2 separate regions of the Homo sapiens genome follow, and region 2 is linked to region 1. The links are chromatin loops, found by intact Hi-C in ENCODE. Cell type or tissue: dorsolateral prefrontal cortex. All regions are shown on one strand.

Region 1 (8,000 bases):
GAATACCAACTTTTTTTTTTTGAGATGGAGTTTCACTCTTGTCACCCAGGCTGGAGTGTAGTGGCACCATCTCAGCTTACTGCAACCTCTGCCTCCCGGGTTCAAGCAATTCTCCTGCCTCAGCCTCCCACGTAGCTGGGATTACAGGCACCTGCCACCATGCCTGGCTAATTTTTTGTATTTTTAGTAGAGACAGGGTTTCGCCATGTTGAGCAGGCTAGTCTCGAACTCCTGACCTCAGGTGATCCAGCCTGAGAAATGCCTTGGCCTCCCAAAATGCTAGGATTACAGGCGTGAGCCACTGTGCCCAGCCTAGAATACCAATTCTTTTGAAGCTGTTCTGTAACAGCTTAAAATTTAAAAAAAAAAAAAAACCTTTCAAGTATTTTCTATGAAGCTAGTAAAACACCACAAAACCTACAAAGACTAGAGCTACACAAAAGAAAAATGCAGACCAGTATCATTTATATTTATGCAAAAATCCCTAATAGCAAACAAAATCTAGCAGATTTTTAAAATAACATATCTTGACCAAATGGGATTTATTCCAGAAATGTAATGATGGTTAAATATTGAGAACTGGATTAACAGCTTTCACCAAATTAAAGAGGGATAAAAATATTATTTCCAGACATATTGAAGATATTTAACAAAATTCAATCACCATTCTTAAGAAAAAAACTCAACAAAATATGAATAGTTGGATACTTCTTTAACCTGATAAAATATTTCTCAGCCCAAAAGCCAGCAGCATGGGGAACCACTAGAGCAAGCTTGTCCAACCCACAGCCCACGGGCCGCATGTGGCCCAGGACGGCTTTGAATGCGGCCCAACACAGATTTGTAAACTTTCTTAAAAACATTATGAGATTTTTTTGCGATTTTTTTTTTTTTAGCTCATCAGCTATCATTAATGTTAGTGTATTTCATGTATGACCCAAGACAATTCTTCTTCTTCCACTGGGGCCCAGGGAAGCCAAAAGATTGGACATGCCTGCACTAGAGGCTTTTCCACTGAAGTCAGGAGCGTGACAAAAATGACTACAGTTATCAGTTATTGAACACTGTCATTCATGCACACAGAGCTCAGTGGGTTTTCAGTGCTGCTCAGAATATCCTAAATGTCCCTAGTCCATTCCTTCTCCCCAATCCTAGACATCTATTCTCTCATGCCTTTCACACCTTTCCCCACCTTACTTGCAGTTGCGAATTTTGTTTCCTAGTTTACTGAGACTAAGGCAGAGACTTTCAGAGACTTACCCCTCCACGTCTACCCACTTAACCAGTGGCTGCACCACATACTGTGCCTTCCTACCCCAGATAAACACCTGTGCATTTGAAGAAGTCAAGCCAACTTGTGCCCTAGCTTCCATCTCATCTCACCTCCTCAAGGACTTGTTCCAACAATTCTGTACTCTTCTACATCATCAATCTTTCTTTTCCTACTGGGTCATTTCATCAACAAATAAGCCACCATCTTTTGTTATTGTTTTCTGTTTGTTTTTTGAGACAGTGACTCACTCTATCACCCAGGCTAGAGTGCAGTGGCACAATCACAGCTCACTGTGGCCTCAACCTCCCCAGGCTCAGGTGATCCTCCCGCCTCAGCCTCCCAAGTAGCTGGGACTACAGATGCACGCCACCACACCCTGCTAATTTTTGTATTTTTTGTAGAAATGGGATTTTGCCATGTTGCCCAGGATGGTCTTGAACTCCTAGATTCAAGCTATTCTCCCACCTAGACCTCCAAAACTGGGATTACAGGCGTGAACCACCGTGTCTGGCCAAGCCACTGTCTTAAGAAGAAAAGACTACTTTTGCTACTAGCAACCGTCACCTTTCTCCAGTCCTCTTGCAGCAAAATGCCTCAAAAAGAGTTCTATTTGTCCCCACCACTCCATCAGAACAGGCCCTGGCAAGATCACCAATGACATCTGTACTGTCCACGTTGCCAAACACAAAGGGCATTTCTCAGGCTGCCTCTTAACTTGACCTGCGAGCAGAATTTGAAACATCCGATCTCCTCCTCACTTCATTTTCTTCACTTGGCTTCTAAGACACAACGTACTCTTGATATCCTGTTGATGTGGTGGTCACACCTTCTCATTCATCATGGCTACTTCCTCCTCTTCTTCCAAAGCTCTTAATATTGGAGCGCCCCAGGGCTCATTCCATGGTTCTCTTTTCTTCTTTCATCTTCATTCTCTCTAAAGATGATCTCATCCAGTTTCAAAGCCTTCAATAGCACCGAATACTTTGAAGACTCCCACATTTTTATTTCCAATAATGATTTCTCTCAATTCCAAATTTGCATATCCAACTGCCTGCCTGCCATTTCTACTTGGATGTCTGACATGTCAACCCTAACACTCAATACTGCAACCAATACTGCAATCATGATCTTTTCCATCAAACCTGCTCTACCTGCAATCTTTGCTACCTCAGTTCATGGCTTCTAGTTGTTCGGGCTGAAAACCTTGTCATTACCCTTAATTCTTCACTTCCTTTCACTTGCCATATCTGATTCATCGGAAAATCTTCCACCTTCAAACTAGACAGGCAAAAAGCAAATGGGAAGAAAAAATGGCATGAGTGACAATACGAACCAAGACCGTGAGCATGACGTATGTAGAAGTCAAAAAGAAACAGACGCCATTGGGACCAAAGGCCCTATTTGGAAATAATAATAAATGTTTCCACAGGGAATAGGTTACATTCATAACATGAAGATAAGGTACCAAAGACAGGCAAAAAAAAAAAAAAAAAAAAGGCTGATGTAAGTTCCTGACCATGGAAAGTTCTCCACAGCCCCTCCTTTCCTCCCCACTAAAGAAAACGTGCATTAGAGGTATACATACCACAGTTCGGGAGGGAAAGAGGCAATGGAGCCTTAAGAGAACAATGTAAACTTTCTCCATCACTTAGGACCCCTGAATCAACATTTAGAAATTTATAAAGTCACATGGCTTTTACTTAGAAGTACCTTTTTCTCTCATGGGACCCCCCAAAGGCCCTCTCCATCACAACACTTATCTTACCCACACCATCACCCATGGGCCATCTCAGTCTCTGATGCGTAGTTTTCCATGCTAGATTTTATCACATATTACTTTATATTTTCTTTCGGCAGATTCCTCGTGGACATCTTTGTCGTCTTCTTAGGTCTCCTGTGTGCTGCATGTCGTACACTGAAGACACCAATTGACCCAACTCCATCAGGTCAAAGCTTCTCCACATGGAAAAAACCTGTTAGCCTATACCAAGTGATTATCTTTATAACCAGGCCCTATAGCTGTTTCCAAAGCAAGAATCCAGCATCTTAAAGCTATTTCAATCTGTTACTTACTATTTATTCTGGTAACCTTATTTATCAAATGTCAGGGCTTGAAATCTTTCAGGGAAGTTGTAATTTGATACGTACCTATGATTGATTCTCAAATGTTAAATTTAAAGGTATGTATAAATAATATGTCATTTGAAATAGTATGGTTCTAGAAATGTTGAAAACAGACTGAATTCAACTCATTTAGTAATCTGGAAGTACTATTTTAAAAGAGAAGTTTTCAAGACTTCTACTGAGACAGTAGAAGTAGTGTGTTAAGAGCCCAAACTTTGGTATCAGAAAGATACATTTCAAGCCTAATCTGACTCTGGACAAGTGGCTAAGTCTGCTTCCAAACCTGCAGAATAGGAGATGGATGTGACTATAAAAAGAACAACAAAGAGGGGCCTTTGTGATGATGGAACTGTTCTGCATCTTGACTGTATCAGTGTCAGTATCTTGGTTATAATATTGTATTAGTTTTTCAAGATGCTGTTGGGGGGAAACTGAGTAAAGGGTACACAATATCTTTTTCTTTTCTTTTTTTTTTTTTGAGATGGTGTCTCATTATTCTGCCCAGGCTGATCTCAAACCCCTAAGCTCAAGTGTTCCAATTGCCTCAGCTTCCTGAATAGCTGGGACTACAGGCGTGTGGGTCTACATTATTTCTTACAGAAACAGAAATTGACAGGTAGGACATAATTAAAAAACCAAAACTTCATTTTCTAAACCCAGGTAAGTTCTTGGAAATAATTAAAGCTCTTTCCAAATAGGACCAAATACTAAATATTCCCCATTTTGAAAGTTTGGAAAGTTTTATTTCTTACAACTATATGTGAACCTACAATCATCTCTAAATAAAAAATTTATAATTTGTAAATGTTAGTTTGAATTTTATATTAATTTCAAAACTATCCTAGGCAATCACATATCTTATCTAATTTTCTACGATGGAGGCAATAAACAGACTCCAAATTTCCAAATTTTAAATTTAGCAATGATATAACCAGAAGGTGGCGCTATTACCACATGAATATACCACAGTAAGGCACTATTAAATGTATCAAAAAATACAGATTTCATCAATCAAAACTGTAAATGCTAGCCTCAATTCAGCCATATTTTCAACATGTGTCTTACTTGAGGTTTAAAACATACAATTTAATCATTTAAAAAATAGATAACATACACAAATCCTATATGGACTAAACTTCTGAACACTGAGATCTGGTATTAAGCTGTCATATCTTTGCATTTTTGATACAAATATTTCTTGCCTCACCAACTGTTAACAGAACTTTTGATAAAGGTACAAGCACCACTTACAGAAAATTCCTGAACTGCAACTAGAAGTGAAAGAAAAGCTAAGAAAGGGATTTCCTTTTTGTTAAAGCAAAAATGTTTACAGCTTTCCCTTCTTATTTTGGGTTTAGGATAAAAACATTAAAAATACTTTTCCCAAATGTCCAACAATGATCGACTGGATTAAGAAAATGTGGCACATATACACCATGGAATACTATGCAGCCATAAAAAATGATGAGTTCATGTCCTTTGTAGGGACATGGATGAAATTGGAAATCATCATTCTCAGTAAACTATCGCAAGGACAAAAAACCAAACACCGCATGTTCTCACTCATAGATGGGAATTGAACAATGAGAACACATGGACACAGGAAGGGGAACATCACACTCTGGGGACTGTTGGGGGGTGGGGGGAGGGGGGAGGGATAGCATTAGGAGATATACCTAATGCTAAATGACGAGTTAATGGGTGCAGCACACCAGCATGGCACATGTATACATATGTAACTAACCTGCACATTGTGCACATGTACCCTAAAACTTAAATAATAAAAAAAATACTTTTCAAAGGAAAAAAAGTTGCATCAGTTAATAATAATAATTACCAAGACAGATGTAGCTTTTATCCAATTCCATTTTATATAATGTAGAAAATGAAGTTCCGAAACACACACACTTGCCTAAAGTCACATACGGCAGAACTAGAGTTGAAGACAGGCGCCAGGATGCCGGGTCTAAGACAGCCATTATATTCAGACCAATGAGACACTAGGCAAGAAGAAACTTTTATTACAAAAGGCAGTATTTTTCCTTGAACCATGTATTGTTAGCCTAATTCTACTAGTCAAATTAGTTTAGATCTTTTCAAAAATGGACAAAATGTGTCCAGGAATAAGCTTTAAATAAAAATTATGTATCCAGAAAACACAGCTACATATTTGGAGCAGCATCAACAAGACCATAGCAGCAGTGGACAAACACCATGGTAACAATCAGGTGTCCAAGACCCAATGGGAAAGAAAGGAACACCGGAACATCAGTCACTTTCAAGGAAGCAGGCTCCTGGACAAGTATGACTGAAATTGTTACCCAGGCTATTATCACCTCCCATGGCTGGCGTGAACAAGAAAACATGGCTTACACACGCAATGGCACTTTTGGTAAGAAAATAATATTTCAGAAAAATAGGTAGGACATACTAAAAAAATTAAAGCTTCATTTGCTAAACCTAGATAAGTTCTTGGAAATAATTAAAAGCCCTTCCTAAATAGAACCAAATACTAAATGCTCTCCTTTTTGAAAGTGCTGAACATGCTGCAATAAAGGGGTATCAAACATAAACATATCCATCGTCTAACAGAACTACAGAAAACCTAACAGGTGAAACGCAGACACAAACCTCAAGGTCCTTGCATTCTAGGACAATGTATTCCATCCATTTGTAGCAGCAGCATATTAGAACACACACAGGAAGTACGTGAGCTGCTGTTGCATGGCTAGACATTCACAAGTCACTTGATTCAACAGAGATCTGAAGGTCTAAGATGAAGAAAGCCATTTCACACAACAAATGGCCTTCAGAAAAAGACTGAGAAAAAAAAAAAGAACACTAAGCCTATGTGTTTTGGAGAGGAGGTGCGGAATGCCATAGGTTATTAGGAAGCAACCTGGTATATTTGGCTGGATTACTCTAGCTACACCCTGGGCACAGATCCTAATGATGCTCCCAAGTACAGTGAGAAGCCAACAGTTACAGCTTCGTTGCTAACGTGCCCCATGGGCCAGGCAAATCCTCCTCCTTTCTGGGGTCTCAATTTATCTCAGTTAGCATTGATGGTGGGGGCTTGGCCTAGCTGATCTTTAAGTCGTCATTCAGCTTTTCAGGAAAAGGCAACAGATGAAGATGTCTACTTTGATACCTACTCTGCACAATGACAGGAATAGGGTAGTCCAGGAGAGCCCCAACAGGACATGAATAGGTGAGCAGACATACTGGTTCAAAGTCATTCCCGGCTGAATTTCAGAGAACAAGGTATGAACATGCCAGGGAAAAGCAGCAGGATCTGACAATGGATTAGACACAACAAGCAAAAGAAGGTATCTCGAATCATTGAAGGCAAGTTGCTTTAAGGAAAGAATATTCCAGAAATTCAAAAGTACAATTTATCTAACAAATAGGTATACACTTTTCTCTAATGTGGGAAGTTCACACATTCTACAGTAATGCCTTGTCCTCACTGGAGAAGTATTTAAGCTTTACCAAGTGCACCAAGCACTGCACTAGGCCCTGTATATGGTGTTCACCGCAACAGACGTGGAATATTTATCACCAATAGGGAACGTTTGCAAGGAGCAGCCTCTAACACCCGACATAGTTTTTTGAGTGCATCTCAACTGCCCACCCGGAGATTAAGATGCCCTCTGCTTTCCGCCTTACATCATGCCGTCTAAATAATCATGGAGCACTGTGAGCAGCCCAGATGATCCACACGATGCTCTGAGGCTAACATATGATAATTCTGCTTTTGAGAACATGTTTTTTAATTAAGAAAAATAAGCAAGTTCTTTCCCCTATCAAAAAAAAATCATTTTTCCTTCTATAATTTCACATGCAGGGATGCATTAAGAATTCACAGATCTGAAGTTTCTTATTCTTGCAAAGATGACCAAATAATTACTCTGTCCTTAAATATGTAAACTGAAGTCAATTAACCAAACACACCCCTAATCATTGTATTTACTTCATCACACAAGGGCTGAACCAAACAAAATGAGAAATAAGTCAGAATAAACTCTGTGCAGTTTATTCTCATTACAGTGTTCAACCAGTTTGACATATAAAGATAACACACTTTAACAGTAAATGTTGGGAGGCACACATATATTCCCATTCTGAAAGAAGACATGTTATATATACGGAAAAAAATGCAGCAAATATTAAGGTATTCAAAGTAATTTTTTTGAACTCAGATGTGACATATTTACAAGAAAAGTGTGTACGTTTTAAAATAATTAAATAATTTCCATAGACTTATAAAAGAATTGAGATAAATATTAGGAGACCCTGACAATCACCAGAACATTTTCCTATGCTATCGAACAAGGATAGTTCTATTTTAAAATGTCCCAAAACAGAGCTAATATTTTGCCACCATGAAATATATCAAATTGCAAATACTAAAGTGAACATGCAATGTGGAAGCTGTACCAAAATTAAACAGCATTAGGTTCTTAAATATTGCAAAGTGTCTATTTAAGATTTCTCGGGTGTGTTCATGAAAAAGGAACTTTCAAAAAAGCCATTAAAATGAATATATCAGCTGAAAAAGTGATAACTCATTAAAATCTCTTTATTCTATCACTTTCAAATG
Region 2 (8,000 bases), 92 kb after region 1:
CTGCCACACTGATCTCAGAAAGGCAGTGCCAATTTATACTGCCACCAGCCAGTGTCCTTTGGGAATGTGTGCCTTTAAACAAACTGGTGCAACCACTTTGTGATATGTGATAGCAGAGGAGCTTTCTGCCCCAAGGGGCCACAGTCACACCCCTCAGTGGTAACTCAGGACCAGGGCAAGTTGAGGAATCATGCAGGGAAGTTAAGGGATCCTCCCTCCCTCTCTGGGACAGGGCAGGGGCTCTACATTTCTCCCAGCCTGTCCTCCTGTGGAGTCCTAATTAGGGAAAAGGAGTCAGGCTGGTGGGAGCAAAGGAAAGCAAAAAGAAGAGGCAGGTAAGCCGCAAATCTGCCTTTCTTCATGGCCCAGAACAGGTACCCCTCGTGCACCCAGCTTATCACCAGACACCTGCAAGTTGGCTCACTGCAACCTTGCATTATTAGTATTGCACAAAGCCCTCTTCGGCATATAGCATAAGCATTATTCTATAAAATCTCCAGCCAGCCTTTGTTTCCTTGCAGTCAGCTCCTCTTCTGCTGGCCTGCCCATTGCCTTCTCACTACATAGTTTCATACTTTCTCTAGTAAATTTGCCTTTCATTATCTACAACTGTCTTGGTAAATTCTTTTACCCCTGCATCACTGGTCCAGATAGTCATTGCTCACCCACAACACATCCCACACCATGTTGACACCTGGCATTCTTTCCCAAGCCCCCCTCACCTCTGCTGACAAACAGCATCTAGAAAAACTTTTTCAAAACCCAGGTTTCATCAGGGTGGCCCCAGGCCTGAAACTCTTGAATACTAGGTGGTCTTGAGAAAGAGACCAAAATCCAGGGATGTCCCAGCTGCCCACATCTCCAGCCTCTGCTGCTGGCTCTGCTGGCTCTGCCCACTGGGGCCTTCTCCCGTGTTTTTTAAAGGTACCAGGCTCACTTTCACATGTTGTCTGGGCTTGAATCTTCTCCTGAGCCCCCAATTCCTCCTTTTTTTTTTTTTTCAAAAAAGCCCCAGTTTTATTGAGATAGAATTAATGTATCATACAATTCGCCCACTTAAGTGTACAGTTTAGTGGTTTCCAGCATATTCACAGAGTTGTCCAGCCATCACCATTGTTCAATTTTAAAACATTTTCATCACCTGAAATGGAAACCCTGTGCCCTTTAGTGGCCATCCTCTTATCTTCCAGCCCTAAGCAACCACGAATCTACTTTCTGTCTGTAGACATTCCTCCTCTGGACATTTCGTATGAATGGAGTTATATAATACGTGTTTTTCTGTGACTGCCTTCTTTCACTTAGCATGATCTTTTTAAGGTTTATCCATGTAGCACGTGCCAGTCCTACATTCCTTTTTAGGGCTGAGTAATGTTCTATTGCATGGATAGACCACACTTTGTTTATCCATGCATCCACTGATGGACATTTAGGTTGTTTCCATTTCTCTTTTTTTCTTTTTCTTTTACTTTTTTTTTAATTTAAAAAATTTATTAAAAACATGGAACATTTCACAAATTTGTATGTCATCTTTTTGCAGGGGTGATGCTAATCTCTGTATCATTCCAATTTTAGTATATCTGCTACCAAAGTGAGCATTTTATTTTATTTTTTGTAAAGGACGGTCTCATTCTGTCACCCAGGCTGGAGTCCAGTAGTGTGATCATGGGTCACTGCAGACTCCACTTCCTGGGCTCAAGTGATCCTCCCACCTCAGCCTCCCAAGCAGCTGGGACTACAGGCATGAGCCAACCCCCTTTCTACAGGCGCCTCACCCCTTTTGCAGGTGCACGCCATCGCTCCTGGCTAATTTCCATGTTTTGCCTGTTGTGAATAATACTGCTACGAACATTCGTGTTCACGTTTCTGGGAGGGCATATATTTTCATTTTCTCTGGGGTATGTAACTAGAGGTGAGAATTGCTGGGTCACATGGTACTGTACGTTAATTGTTTGAGGAGCCACCAGTTTTCCAAAGCAGCTGCACCATTTCACCCTCCCACTAGCAGCATATGAGTAGTCGTTTCTCTACATCCTCACCTAAACCTGTTTCAATTCCCACTCCGACTTCAGCTCTCTGTGTAAGCGTTGCTTCCCCTGGGAGGGCTCTCCTTGGGCCTTGATCCCCACACCAGGATCTAGGTCAGCTTTCTTTGCTTTATGCTCTCTGGAAACAGTGCTCCAGGCAACTGTGCTCTTCAGGGCACACAGGCATTCTTTAGTGCATATTCCACTAATAACTGTCTTTCCCCACACACTGTAGGCTCTGAGATGGCGGAGACTGTGTGTTTTGTTCACCTTCACAACCTCACCCGAAGCCTGGCCTGCAGCAGCTCACTGTAAATCTGTGGTGTGAGTAAAGTCAAGGAATGAAAGCACAAAGGTCACATGACTCATTCAAAGTCACAGAGCTCAAAGTCATGAGGAGCAGCCATAGGAGCCCTTTGTCCCACATCTGCCAAGCCCACAGGGCAGCCACTAGCCATTGAGTCCACGGAGCACTTGAAACGCGGCTTGGCCGACTCTGGGCACACCGCCTGTGAGTTAGTGCTCCTCTGCAAGGAGGAGTTAAAAAAAAAAAAAGGAAGAAAGAAACATGGCTAGAGTGACAAAGAGTGAAATTTTAAATTTTATTTCATTTTCATTTATTTAAATTTAAGTGGTTAGCGCAAGTAGAAGGAGCAAGATAAGAATAATATCAATACAGAGCTGAACTCCGCTTCCCCAGCATGGGAACCTTCCTGTTCCACAGCACGACTTTCTCCAGAAAGAAGTCTGAGGTGGCCTCAGGCTGAGCCACAGGCATGGGCACAGCCTGCCACTGAGGCTCCACTCATCGGGGGCCTGGGAAGAGACTGAGAGGCTCGGAACCCTAGAGAGTCTGCAAAGCCAGGAAGCATCCAGTTCTGGTTTCATGTTGGGTGCTGTCGTTACCTTGCTTCTTCTACTTAAGCTTATGGCAATTTAAATTTAAATTAATTAAAATGAAATAAAATTGAAAACTCAGTTTCTCAGTTAGCTCCAACCCCATTTGAAGTGCTCAAAGGCCACGCATGACTAACGGCTACATCGGATACCACATCGGATACCACATCAGATACCACATCGGATGGAGCAGATGTGGGACATTCCCATCATTGCGGAAAGTTCAGTTGGCTGGTGCTGCCCTCAGGGTCTGTCTCACAGAGGTTTCTTCTGTCTCTCTCTCCTCCAGGAGAACCTCCTTCTATACCCGCCAGCTCTCAAGGCCTCAGGGCCCAGAGGCCCAATTCCCCATATCCTACACCTACCCCCGTGTGCAAGCAGGGCCTGGGACTTCTGGTACCCAGGTCATCCCTGGGAAGCTCACTCTTCTCCCCAACAGCATGGCGAACCCCAAACAGTAGCCTAGGCTTACAAGAGCAAGAACAAACTCTCTCCTCCCCGGTATTACAAGATGCTCCAGTCTCCCGGATGCAAAACCCTATAAAGAGGGGCGAGGAAAAACCTTCTCCTACTCTTTCCAATTCATTCCCATTCTGATGAGCCCACGGGAAAATAAGACAGTTCCTTTCCCCAGATCCTCCTCCTTCTGGTTCACAGGCTCAACAACTCACATCTGTTCTTTCGTATTCACAGAATTTGAGAATCTGATGATTGCAGCTGGAAAGACTGCAGAGAGCACCTGGGTCAACCTTTTCATTTTGCATAAAGGGAAATAGGCCCAGAGAAAGAAAAGGGACTGTCCCAAGATCGCACAGCAACCATTTTGACCTTCAACAAGTACTCCCTGACTCCAAGCAATAAGGGTGAAAAAATAAGGAATAAATTGTATAAAGCACGTATTATGTGGTAGGTGCTTTACAAAAAACATCAACTTATTTAATTTTTACCATGAGTTTGATTGCCTATCTCAGATCAGTCTCTGAGGCTCAGAGAGGTTAGATGGCTTGCCTAAGGCCATACAGCTGATAAGGGGCAGCGCTGAGACTCAAACCCAGGTCAGTTGTACTCTAGAACCCGAAAGACTTGGTGTGCACCAAATGAGTCCAGGGCCATCTCCCCCGTTGGAGGGGAGGGGATAGGAGGTGAGCGGCTAGGAGGTGAGCCAGAAGGGCATCAGGAGAAGTGAACGAGGCGTTTCAGACATGGCACATAAGAGGTTTCGTTAACCAGTGCTCATGGCCACTGCTTTGGGCATTGGGACTTTGGGCTTTAAAATTCAAGTTCTCCCTTGAATCTCTACGAATTTCTCCCTTGTAAGAAAAGCTTGTAAAATTATTTTAAGATTTTTTTGTCTCAAGACTAACACTTCTCAAGTTCAGAGATTTTATGATGTGCATACTGTGGATGTTTGGATAAACAGAGCCTCTCCCAGGACGAACAGCTCCACTTTCAACCACAAAGCAAGGGGACTCCCTGCTGTAAAACGAGTTTTTAGGTTGCAAATTTTTGCCACTAAAATTTTTGAGGTGGACCATGCCCCCTAGTGGAAAGGGGTGGACTGTGAATTATGGCTCACCCACAGGAGGGGCCTCATTACTAAGTTCTGTTTATTTCATATTCTAGGAAATCAGTTTTGCTTTGTTTCGAATCAGCCAGTGTGGTGAAATCAATTCACAGGTTTTTTGTTATTGTTTGGATTTTGTTTTGGCACTGGGTAAGGAAGACAATTGGGTGTATGGAGCACAGTAAGAAACCCTGCTGTGGAATTGACACACAGATCAGTTTCTGGATGTGATCCACAGACACCCTGCATCAGCATCCCCCAGGAAGCCTGTTATAGTGCAGATTTCTGAGTGTCTCTCAGACTTCAAAATCAGCCTCTCTCAGCCGGGGCCCAGGATCTGCGCAAGCACAAAGTCCCAGGTAATTCAGATGCATATTCAGTCCTAGAGCCATGAGGCTGGAACACCACCTGTGTACCGTTTCCCTCCATCCCCACCTACAAGGACAGCCCCCCATCCTTCCAGGCCCAGGTACGTGCCACTCTCCCACCCTTGCCCCTGCTCAAGTCCCCATCATAATCGAATGAGATATCATATGAGGCACACCCTGCACACCGCAGCCAGGCGCGTAGCATATGCTCCGTGCGCATTGCTTTTGAACAGATAGGTGTTCAAGAAATACTTGAATGAAACACCCTAAAACATTTCCACTCTTCTCAGTGGGCCATCAGGGGAAATAGAAACAGATAGGCCTGTGGCCAGGCCTGAGCTGGACTCCCAACTCTGCCACACTGAGGAGACTTGGATGAATAAATTTACTTTCTCTGGGCCCAGACTGGAGTGCAGTGGTGCAATCTCAGGTCACTGCAACCTCCACCTTCCTGGTTCAAGCAATCCTCCCACCTCAGCCTCCCAAGTAGCCGGGATCACAGACATGCATCACCAAACCCAGCTAATTTTTGTATTTTTAGTAGAGACAGGGTTTCACCATGTTGGCCAGGCTGGTCTTGAACTCTTAACCTCAGGTGATCCACCCACCTTGGCCTCCCAAAGTACTGAGATTACAGGTGTGAGCCACCATGCCCGGCCTCAGCTTCCTTCTTATCAGACATGGAAAATACACCTACTTCATGGGGTCGGGAGGATTCAGTGAGACGGTGCTTACCAAGCATTTTCCCACCAGAATCATTACTCCACCTTGCTGGGGCTCCATTTCCCCCTTGTACAATTAGGAGGTGGAAATGACATCACAGGGCCCCTCCCTGACACTCCAAGTCCTACTGTCTCTAGTACCTTCCTGTTGCCCAAGAGGAAGGGGAGGCAGCCCAATCCTTCAATCCTTCCCTTTTCCTTTTGGGGCTGCCTTCCTCCTGCCACCCCAGCCCCCCGCAGGTTTTGGGGCTGCCTTCCTCCTGCCCGCCCCAGCCCCTCCCTAACATTCCCCACTCTGCTTTACTGCTCACCTTACAGACACATTTTTGGCATCGCTCCTTGGCAAGTTTCTCCCACTCTTGCAAACTCCTGGCGCATGAGTTTACGTATTTCAAATACCTAACCGTTGTTTCCCCTAGAGACCGGGCAATCATTCATGTTTCAGAGACGCTTCCAAACAACCTCTCCTCTCTTAGACATCTGCAGATTTGCTTGTCAGTGTTTTTAGTTCTTGTCATCCCTGTTATCCTACAGAACTGTGGTAAAATGCCACAAGGTTGCATTTTTTCTTGAGCCAGTAACACCAAGCCCCCAGGCGTCTGCACAGGGACTGGTCCATAAAGAGGCCTTACATACAGTGCTGCCTGCGGGGCTCACAGCCCCTGAGAGGGAGGCAGAGGGGTAAGTTTATGTCCCTTTTAAAGATAAGAAAATGACAGTCATGGAAGGTAAGTGACAAGTGACTTTTCTGATGCCCCGCAATTTGAAGGTGAAACAAATACACCATCTCCTTCCTCCGCAAACACTGTGCTCGCTATGAAAGAAATCATCCTGTTATCCTGTTTAACTTCCCCCGCATTCCCTGCTTTTTTTTTTTCTTTTTTTTTTTTTTTTAATTGAGACAGGGTTTTGCTCTGTTGCCCAGGCTGGAGTGCAGTGGCACAACCGCAGCTCACTGCAGCCTCAACTGCCTGGGCTCAAATGATCCTCCCACCCCAGCCTCTCAAGTAGCTGGGACTACAGCTGCCCACCACCATGCCCGGCTGAGTTTTATATCTTTTGTAGAGATGGGGTTTCACCATGTTGCCCAAGCTGGTCTTGAACTCCTGGGCTCGAGGGATCCACCCACCTCAGCATCCCAAAGTGTTGGGATTACAGGCATGAGCCACTACACCCTGCCATCCTGTTTAGCTCTCTCAAGAGAAGAATGAGGCTCTGAACTGCAAATCCCATTTTAAATGGAAAGAAAACTATAAATGCACCTAAAATTCCTCCTGGAAGGTCGCCTACCAAACATCTCAGTGTCAGCAGTCCCAGGCTGTTTGATTTTCTTCTTTGTATTTTCTCCCTTTTCTGTGACAACATGTATTATTTTATTGAAGTAACGTTTAGTTTTTAAAAAGTAAAAAAGTGAAACCATCATGTTATTTGAAAATAAACTACATCTCCCGGTGAAAACCTGGATGAATCTCTTAAATGTGATGTTGAACAAAAGCGTGCAGGCATGAAAGAGTGTGCACTGTCAGATTGTTTGCAAGATATTCAAACTAAAGGGCCAAACTAATTCATGGAGATGGACGTCGGTGTTGTATTCACCTTGGGGGGTCCACTGGGGGTGTCTGGGGTGCTGGTTATGTTCTTTTTGTTTTTGATCTGGGTGCTGGTTATATGGGTGTGTTCACCTCATGACAATTCACCAAGCTCTATCATAAATTTGTGTGGGTTGATTTTGGTTTTTTAAAACATTGAATCAAAATACTATTTATCTGTATTACTAAGTATTTCGGTGCCCCTTTAGGTTATATGCCCGAGCAAGTGCCTCGCTTGCCTCACCCTAGACCCCGCCCGGCAGGGATGGGAAGAATCATTGAGGCTGTGTTATCCAATCATCCACCCCACTGAGCCACATCTGCCAACTCATCAAAACCCTTTACATTAGGGACTAACCTGGAAACATAAACTAGTCTAGGGGTTTCAAACAATCAATATAATACAGAGAACTGGTTCCCAGATGAAGTAAAACTCAAGAAGCTAAGCAGGGAATGAGACGACCCAGAGACTGCAGTGAAGGAAGTCCTCACTGCCCCAGAGCCTGGAGGGACACAGGGACGAGGTGGTATCAGAACCAGAAGCAGGGACCTTTGATGGGTGCTGAAACCCTGGCAGGAGGCTATGGGCATGAGCTGGGGCACAAGCTGGGCAGCGGAGGAAGGAGACACAGTTACTGCTGGAAAACGTCCTCTGAGCCCAGAGGGTACAAACTACCCAGGCCTCTCCTGTTCTCTCTCTTCCAAGCTCCCATCTCCACCTCTCATTGACTGGACATGGCCGGAAGCAAGCCGGTGAGGCAGCCTGGGAAACAGGGCTTGGGGAAGGGCGGGGAGAACCTGCCAACAGGCTCCCAACACCCAGTTCCTTTGCGCCT

Evidence for each region. Peaks named below come from ENCODE experiments on the same cell type or tissue, not always from the same donor. Only the 100,000 strongest peaks of a DNase experiment are listed, where the experiment ranks them.
Region 2: a loop joins it to region 1, with 3 times the contacts of the local background. A loop is called at or near these places in 88 of 110 quality-filtered maps.

Annotation. Positions count from the first base shown.
Region 1 is chr10:122,431,763-122,439,762 of GRCh38, reverse strand. It overlaps PLEKHA1 (pleckstrin homology domain containing A1), which reads right to left. Exons shown (of 12, transcript NM_001001974.4): 12 at 7,418-8,000. Among named protein-coding and RNA genes, the nearest start is that of MIR3941, 19 kb to the right of the region's middle. In dorsolateral prefrontal cortex, CTCF peaks have their summits at 4,145 and 4,345 (motif pointing right); no DNase peak of the experiment used is centred here; H3K27ac peaks cover 3,846 bases.
Region 2 is chr10:122,339,286-122,347,285 of GRCh38, reverse strand. It overlaps the pseudogene RNU6-728P. Among named protein-coding and RNA genes, the nearest start is that of PLEKHA1, 31 kb to the left of the region's middle. In dorsolateral prefrontal cortex, CTCF peaks have their summits at 4,240 and 4,448 (motif pointing left); DNase peaks (open chromatin) are centred at 2,475 and 4,435; H3K27ac peaks cover 6,105 bases.